Regions from separate parts of the Homo sapiens genome. Here region 2 is linked to region 1. The links are chromatin loops, found by intact Hi-C in ENCODE. Cell type or tissue: chondrocyte. All regions are shown on one strand. Each heading gives the region's core, and the rest is flanking DNA. Links, peaks and the distances in the headings are about the cores only.

The links. A loop is a pair of places that touch in the nucleus more often than their neighbours do. Peaks named below come from ENCODE experiments on the same cell type or tissue, not always from the same donor. Only the 100,000 strongest peaks of a DNase experiment are listed, where the experiment ranks them.
Region 2: it touches region 1 in a loop (2.8-fold over the local background); 2 of 110 quality-filtered maps call a loop at or near these places.

The regions. Positions count from the first base shown.
Region 1 is chr11:68,007,567-68,011,942 of GRCh38, forward strand. ALDH3B1 (aldehyde dehydrogenase 3 family member B1) reads left to right here and starts at 2,761. Exons shown (of 10, transcript NM_000694.4): 1 at 2,761-2,826. RefSeq lists an enhancer at 2,280-3,108. In chondrocyte, for the core only: CTCF peaks have their summits at 2,188 (motif pointing right) and 2,388; a DNase peak (open chromatin) is centred at 1,581.
Region 2 is chr11:68,295,523-68,299,898 of GRCh38, forward strand. It overlaps a transcript of LRP5 not described here. Among named protein-coding and RNA genes, the nearest start is that of LRP5, 15 kb to the right of the region's middle. RefSeq lists an enhancer at 3,219-3,966. In chondrocyte, for the core only: CTCF peaks have their summits at 2,397 (motif pointing left) and 2,613; no DNase peak of the experiment used is centred there.

The sequences.
Region 1 (4,376 bases), core at 229-4,228:
AGACCCTTCCAGAGGGGGCCGGGCACTTGGAATGGTCACAGTTCCGGGCCCACGTGCATGGAATAACTTGTTTCAGCCTCACAATCACTTATGTCCCATTTTACAGATGGGAAGGCAGAGGCACGGGGGGTTAAGACACTAACCTAGGTCACACAGGTAAGTGACAGGACCAGGATTTGAGCCCAGACCTCACACTTAACGCCCTCCATGCCAGGTGCTGAGATCCATGCCTGCCGAACCCTCTCATTCACCCACAGATGCCCCCGGGACTGTAGTCAGCCCCATTCTCACATGGGAACACTGAGGCCCAAAGAGGCGAAGCGTCAGCCCAGCAAGGAGGAGGCAGGGCAGGCGGGGCCGCAGCTGTCTGGCCCGGAGCCCTGAGCAACCCCTCCACCCACTCCCCCTGGCTGGCCTGGGCCTTGGCAGACCTCACCCCAGAGCTGGCTCCAAAAGTGAGTCCTCCTGGTGCCCTACCCAGAGGGCTCCCCATTTACCCTGGGCTCCTCAACAAAGATGGGACTCCCAGGCCCTACTGAGCCTCTGGAGCTTTGAGGAGTAGTGAGGGGCACCCAACCCAGAGTGGGGAGGGCCCAGCCCTCCTGGGAGGTGTGTGGCCTCCCTTGGGGGGAGCCTCACTCCCAGGGAAGGCTAGGAGTTCTGTCCCGGGAGGACAGGCCTCTTCGGGGGCCTCCTCCCAGGTTGCTCCTGCATTCATGACAAGTTCGGCCCCTGTGAGTTGGGGGAAATTCTTCAACAGCTCCCTGGCCAGGGAGGGGACCCTCGGGATCCTGAAACACCCCTCCCACCTGCCAGTACCCGCCAAGATGGGTCCCTGATTTGCTGTGTGGCCTTAGACCAGTGGCTGCCCTCTCTGGGCCTCACTCCCAGCTGAGACCTACAGGCTCAGCCCCTGCCCAGCCCTGCCTGGCACCCGCTCAATCTGGCTGAGCTCCAGAGAATGGCAGGGCTGGGCTGTCACATGCTGAGCCACGTGACTGGCAGTGGCTGGGGGCTCCATCCCACACAGAGGACAGGGGCTCTGCAGTCCTTCACCCCCACCCTAACTATCTAATCACGGGCCACCGGTGTGGGCATGGTCCAGAAGACCTCACCGCCCTCCCAGGTAGGCAGGGAGCTGGCGGGTGGGGGGGGCCATGATGAGCACCTCCCAGGTGCCACGTTGGCCCAGAGGCCCCGGGGCCGGGAGCTACGGAGGCCCAGGGCACCAGGGAGATGGTAGCAGCGGCAGGCCCAGGAAGGGGCATAGAGGAGGCTCTTCCTCCACACCTGTCACCCTGTCCCCTGCCTGTCCACACCCACAGCAGCTTGCACATCATCCCCACAGCACGCTGGCTCTGACAGGTGTATCCGGGGCGGGCTGGGGGCAGGCAGGGACAGGCTTAGGCACAGCTGCCTGTGCCGAACTTGAGGAAGATCGGGACTACAGGAACCACCAAGGCGACACGTGGCATCATGACCACGGTCCTAAGCAGAGAGGCAGGCACTCCTCCTGGGAGGCAGAGGGGACATCCGAAACGGGTGCAGCCCCAGCTCTGGAGCAAGAAGCTCTGCCACACACACGCCCCATGTTCACATCCCACCCCCTCTCTGCCCCCACTTCCTCGTTTGTAAAATGTTAGATCTGCAGAAAGACAGGCTCTATGAATGGGGCGGCCCATGGGGTGGTGTGGAGGAACACGGAAGCACAGGGCGCTGGGAGAGGAGCAGGCATGAGGTATGGTCCCTAAGATGGTATTTCTAGACTCCAGCCACCTTTGGGTCTGACCTCTTTGTTTTGCAGAAGGGGAAACTGAGTCTTGGGTAGGGTGTAGCAAGACAAGCCACAGACAAAACACCTCAGACACTGGATTAAAGAAGGAAGAGGTTTATTCAGCTGGGAGCATCAGCAGACTTGCGTCAAGAGCCGAGCTCCCTGAAAAAGACATTCTTGGCCTTTTTAAAGGCTTACAACTTTAAGGGGTCCACGTGAAAGGGTCGTGATAAATCGAGCAAGCTCGGGGAACGTGACCGGGGGCTGCATGCGTCAGCTAACAGAACAGAAAGTTTTGCAGTGCTTTCTCATACAATGTCTGGAATTTACAGATAACACAAGTAGTTTAGGTCAGGGGTTGATATTATTATCACTTTTTTTTAACTACCAGGGCCAGGTGGTGGCGCCAAGGTCTTCTGGCTATTTCTCTTACTTCTGTTTTTTTCTAACTTTTTGCCTTCTCTCTTTCCTCCTGTCTTGTAAACCAGGCAAGGTGGTAGGAGGAGGGCAGCAGGAGTAGTAGTGGTCTTATTCCTTAGGGGAGGCATTGAGGGAAGGCTGGGAGTGGGGGGTCGAGACTTCCTTGCTATTCTGGGCCATAACATTCCACATAATATTATAATAGAATATAATTAATACAATAATAGTTCCCCACCCCACACCGGGATTCCCAGGGCCCACTGCCCCACTCCTCCTCCTCAGGCTGGCCCTCAGCTCAGTGCTCAGCCCTGCTGCACAGCCTCTCCTCCTCCTCCTCAGGCTGCCCCTCAGCTCGGAGCTCAGCCCTGCTGTGTGGCTCTAGCCTGGCGCCCTCTGGGCGTTGACTTCTTCTCTGTGGTCTGGGAGGAGATGTCGAGGCCCCCGAGGGAGGCGGTGGTGAAATCTTGGCTTGCAGCCTCCAGCCCGCCCAGAGCCAGAGTCAGGCACGAGGCTAGGGCAACTCCGCCCCACCCCTCCCCCGGGGACTGGCCCTGCGTTGGACATTTCTTAACAGCAGGGCCACCAGGCAGAGCGGGACAGCCAGGAGGAAGGGCAGCTTGGCAGAGCCTCAGGTAGAGTATCCCGGGGAGGCTGGGGCTGTAGTGGGCCAGCAGTCGGGCCAGAGTCCAGCTCAGCAACTCCGGGTTACAGGCAGCCCAGGCGGGCCTAGCCACCGGCAGCTGCACTCAGAGGCCACTGTGTCCTGGCTGAGCTCATCTGCCTGCCTGCTGGGGGAGAAAGCGGAAGGAGGAGAGGCAGATCTGGGGAGTGGCAGCGAGGTCCCGGGCACCCCCCTGGCCAGCAGGCACCCTTCCGTTGTCCGAGCTGGGTTGCCACCGCCTCCTTTTCCTGGGATTCCCGGACACCCTCCAAGGGAACCAAGGGAACAGCTCTGGGTCCAGCTGCCCCAGGAAGGACTGTGCGCCCCTTCCCCACAGGGGTCAAGTATCCCTTCCAGCAACAGCCGTTTCCTGGGCACCAGCCTGCATGCCCAGTGCTGATGCAGGGATGTGGCCATGAATGACTCTGGGAAAGAATCATTCTTAGCAATGGACTTTGTCAGGGTCCAAGAAAGGAGTGGCCAGCCAGCCCCGCCCCGCCTGCAGGAGGCACTTCTCATCCCGGGAACTGTGCCCCATCAGGGAGCCGAGGCTGTTCAGCCTCTTTGTGACCCGGGGCTGGGTTGGCCCGAGCCACCAATGAGGGGATACGCTGGTCCCTGGCTCCCCAAGGGAGGGGCTGCTGAGCTTTGGGAGGCCTCATGAAAATCCAGCTTAAGGCCATCAAAAGACAAAATGACAACACATTTAGTTATAGATCAAATTGGCTTCTATTCATGATTCGTGAATCCGGACAGCCTCCATTCTACAAAATGGAGTGAGAGCTCCCACCAGGCAGTGGCAGAGCAGGGGGTTCATAAGGCAGAAAGGAGGAAACAGAAAAATAGGAAACACCAAACCGCCTAATACCGGATCGCTGCAGACTGCTTTTTTCTAAGCGGACTGCTTTTTTCTAAGGGGTAAGGCAGAGGGGACCTGATGATGCCGGCTCAGGTGGACTGGAATCTCCTGCTTCCCGGAGAAACTGGTCTGTGGTTTTGGGCTCTGTCTGCTTCCTTAAAGCTTCGGTTTGATGATGTGGCATTTGGCATGAGTGCCTCCATTTTGGTTTGGTCTGGTCTGTTGGGGCCTAGTACAGGAGCTCAGTTCAAAATCACAGCCTCTCATCATGTTTGTTTAATGAAGCTACACTGCAGGAGATCAGAATCGGAGACCCTGCGGTATTGGGCCTGTGGGTCCCCTGAAGTTGGCCTAGTGATCCCCGCCTTCTGGCTGCCCTGATGGGGGTCCCCCAGGCCCTCTACCCACCATGTTCAGTCCCTCTGTCACCACATCCCTGTCCTCAGTTGGGTCTCAGGGTGATGTCCTTGTCTCCCCAACACCCACCTTGGATCAAGGCCCCTTCAGGCCCCTGCCCCAGGGGTCTCCTCCCTGAGCCCTCCTCTGGTACATCCGTCCTCCATGGATACTGAGCACTTCCCGGGGTCCCAGTGCTTGAATTCTCCCGACAGTGGTATGGGTGCCACAGGCAGTGCCCAATTTTACAGATGGGAAACGTGAAT
Region 2 (4,376 bases), core at 279-4,278, 290 kb after region 1:
ATGTACCTAGAAAGAAAAAAGCCTGAAAGTAAATAAAAATGTTAATAGCAGTGAGATCTGAGCTGTGAAATTATATACGCTTTTTGTTCTTTGTCCTTTCTTTTATTTTCAAACTTTTCTGCAATAAGAATGTATTAATTTTATAAGCAGAATACAAATAAATTCCAGGCCAGGTGTGGTGGCTCACACCTGTAATCCCTCCACTTTGGGAGGCTGAGGCAGGAGGATTGCTTGAAGCTAGGGGTTCAAGACCAGCCTGGGCAACAAAGTGAGAACCCAGTCTCCACAAAAAATAGAAATAAAAATTAGCTAGGTATAGTTGGCGTGTGTCTGTAGTCCCAGCTACTCAGGAGGCTGAGGTAGGAGGATCATTTGGGCATAGGAAGTCGAGGCTGCAAGGAGCTATGATTGTGTCACCGCATTCCAGCCTGGGCAACAGAGTGAGACTCTATCTCTAAAGATAAATACATAAATACATACATACATACATACATACATTCCATTATCTTAATTAAAACCATAAGCACTGGCTTCTGTTTCTCCAACTTTCAGCCTCACCTTCAGCAACCTTACTGAAAGGAACACAGGGCTGTCCCAGGCCATTTGCACATTTCCTGGACACTTCCTCAGACCGAGCCCAGCTTATTGAGCTTATTGGGGCTGGCAAGGGGTGAGTGGGTGAGAATCCTGATTGCATCTCTTCTGCCCACAACTTATCCACCGCTGAGGGTCCTAAGCCACTAAGGAGAGTGTAGGCCAGGCCAACGGTGGAATTCTGCCCAGAACTTTTCTTCCAAGGAGATCCGGCAAACCTGACGGGGGTTGTTGGGGAGGGTAGGCCATCCCTGAGTGTCTATCGTCAGCCCCCACCCTGGCTGAGGGATGTGAGAGGGAGTTAACATGAACTCTCTTGACTCTACATAGGTGGCTCCAGCAGCAGTCTGTGCAGGACCCTGTGAGCAGAGCCGCAGGTGCATATCTCAGCTCCTGGCTCTGCAGCTGACGCAGGCTGTGGCCCCAGGCCAGGCGCTTCACCTCTCTGAGCCTCAGCTTTACAGAATGGGTTGGTTACAGAGCTACCTGCTGGGGTGCCTGGGTGCTCAGTGGCTAGCACAGATCTGCAGATGTCCAGTCTCTGATGTTGGCCAAGGGAAAATGTGCCCGCCTGTAAAATTGCAAGCAGACCAGGAAGCCTCGGTCCTGAGAAGCTGTCCCAGTCCTGAGAAGCTCACAGGCTGGGGGGACTCTCAGAAGCAATCATGCAGGGAAGTGCTCAGCAGAGGCAGAAACCCGGAGGACGGGCTGGGCAGAGCCTCACAGGGGCCCTGACTCTCAGCTGGGTGGAGAGGCAGGGCAAAGTATTCAGGGTACAGGGAGTGGCACTGCGAGGCACAGCGGCACGAGGGTGACAGCAGGCCCAGGGAGGGCTCAGCAGGAGGAAAGCTGGGCTGTGTTAAACCAGGAACAGGAGGAGGTGCGAATGCAGTCACCGGAAGCAGGTCCGATGAAGAGGCCTCGAAGTCCACCCCACAGAGTCAGGACTTAACTTTGCACACAATCTGCCAACTTGGGTGGCAGAAGTTATTCCCACGCAGCAGTGCCAGGCTTGGACGAGGACTCACCCAGGTGGTAATGAGGGCCCTCCTTCGAGCTCAGGCCAGGAAGCAGCAGCCCTGACCACCGCTGCTAACCCAGCCTGGGGCCCTCTGTGTCCAGTAATACTTCATATTTGCTACCCGGTCATCTTACTTAATTCCCAGCACAGCCAAGCTAGGCAGCTATCATTATTCCTGCTGGCACAGGTTAGAAAACTGAGGTCTCTGCTGGGTGCGGTGGCTCATGCCAGTAATCCCAGCACTTTGGGAGGCTGAGGCAGGAAGATCCGGTGAACTCAGGAGTTTGAGACCAGCCTGGGCAATACGGCGAAATCCCGTCTCTACAAAAAAATACAAAAATTAGCCGGCTGTGGTGACACATACCTGGGGTCCCAGCTACGCAGGAGGCTGAGCTGGGAGGATCACTTGAACCTGGGAGGCAGCAGTGAGCCAAGATCGTGCCACGGCACTCCAGTCTGGGCCACAGAGCAAGACCCTGTCTCAAAAAAAAAGGAAAAAAGGAAAAACAGGTTTCCAAGGGTTCAACAACCCGCCCAGGGCCATGCAGTGAGCGGGAAGAAGGGTGGAACCGTGTCCAGTGATCTCGGAGCCCACGTTCTTTCCCTTCATCTTAACAGCATCCAGTGTGTGCAGCTGCCACTCCCCTGGCCACGTCCATCTTCCACGTCCTCCCACGCAGCCCCCTCCGCCCTCCTCCCCGAGTTTCTTCTTCTTGGCCTGGGACGGATACTGAGCGCCGGAGAGAGCCCGGCCGGGCGGGACGCTGCTGCCCCCTCGTGGCCGCACGTGTTACCGCAGGCGGCCCATGGTGTCTGGGTCACTCTGGCCCTCCCGGGCTCAGCCTCTTCCAAGAACGGCCAGAGGGTTGTGTGGGGAGCAGTAATAACGAGGTTCTCAGCTCCACGCCCTGCTCGCCGAGGAACCTCGGTCAAGTCACTTGCCCTCGCCTCAGTTTTCCCCTCTGTCTAATGGACATACATTAAGACCTTGAAGGGCTATTAGGAGAACTTAATAGGCGAGTAGGGGCTCAGGGGTGCGCCTGGGGAACCTAGAAATGGGGCTTGAGAGAGCTCACGCTGCAGCTTCCGGCTCAGCGAGGGCAGCGAGAGGGCCTGTGATCTGTCCCTTTCCTTGTATGGTGAAAACAAAGTCCGGGTGCAAAGTCCGCTGCAGAGTTTGTTGACTTTGGGGCGAGGGCTCTGGCATCAAAGGCACTGCGTGCCCTGTCCACTGCTCCCGAGGCCGCCGCCCACTGTGATCTTTGCTCCAGTGGCCATGGGATTGTTTGAGAATTACCAACATGTAGGGAAAACCTGCGATCCTGGCCTGCAGAGGGAGGGGAGGACCCCTTTTGCCAGGCTCCCCCAAACATTGAGCTCTCAGCTTCACCAGCTGCACCCCATGGGGTCTTCTTTGCCAGCTTTGGCGAGGGTCTGTTCCTCACTGCGCCAATGCCCCGGCATGTGATCTTTGGGCTCAGTGCCAGGCCCAGCTATCCTGCTGGCACAGTAGGAAGCCAGAAAAGCCCCTACCCACTCCTGCTAGAGCCTAGGGGCTGCTGTTCCCTCTAGGACTCCACCAGGGAGCAGGAGGGGCCTTCACGGGGCTGGTGCAGACCTAAGACCTCCCACGCTTGCCCTCAGCCAGAGCCCTGAGACCCACACCCTCCTCTGCCACCTCCAGAAAAAGCCTCCGGTCCTGGGCACCTTTGATGACTTCCTTTCCCATCCGTGCTGCTGGAGATGTCTACACTAGGAACTCACTGGGATGGAGCTGTGTCCTGCAGGAAGGGCGGGGTGAGAGCCGGCCAGTGTCTGAGCTCCAGGAATGGCAAAGAGGAAGCTGCACAATATTTCCCAGGTCAGAGCCCTCCTTAGGGACATCCGCCGTCCCGATCTTGCCCCTACAGCCTCTCTACCTGAAAGTCCCTATCCCCCTCCACACTCCACCAACCAGCTGCCCCTGGTCCCAGACTTGGACGTCCCAAGTCCATGCACACCCCTGCCTCCCCTCGGAGCTCCCACCACAACTTGTGGATGGGCACAGTGGGCAGGGCCTGGAGGCCCCACCCTGCTGTGAAGCTGGAGGGAAGGGGCACGTGGAAGGGCAGTGCTGGATGCAAGGGACAGCTTGGGGACTGGAGGGGCTTGGGTGGAGGCTGCTGGGAGAGGAGTAGCAGCTCAGGGGGAGGCTGGAGGTGGCTCAAGGGGACAAAGGAGGGGCCCAGCGTGCTGAAGGCTGCAGAATCTAGAAGACAGATGCAGCGGGGAATGGCCTTAGCAGGAGGTGAGGGCGGGAGGCAGCCAGTGTAGACAGTGGGGTGGAGTCCTCAGTGTAGATGGCAGGGTGGAGTGCTCAGTGTAGACAGCAGGGTGGAGTGCTCAGTGTAGACGGGGGTGTAGAGTGCTCAGGGACCCTGAGGAAGAGCTGAAGGGGAAGGGCCAGTCTTTTTTTTTTTTTTTTTTTTGAGACAGAGTCTTGTTGCCCAGGCTGGAGTACAGTGGCGCAATCTCAGCTCACTGTAGCCTCCAGGTCATGGGTTCAAGCGATTCTCCTGCCTCAGCCTCCTGAGTAGCTGGGATTACAGGCACCCACCACCACACCTGGCTGATTTTTGTACTTTTAGTGGAGATGGGGTTTCACCATGTTGGCCAAGCTGGTCTCAAACTCCTAACCTCAAGTGATCCGCCCGCCTCAGCCTCCCAAAGTGCTGGGATTGCAGGCGCGAGCCATCGCGCTCCGCCTTTTTTTGTTTATTTG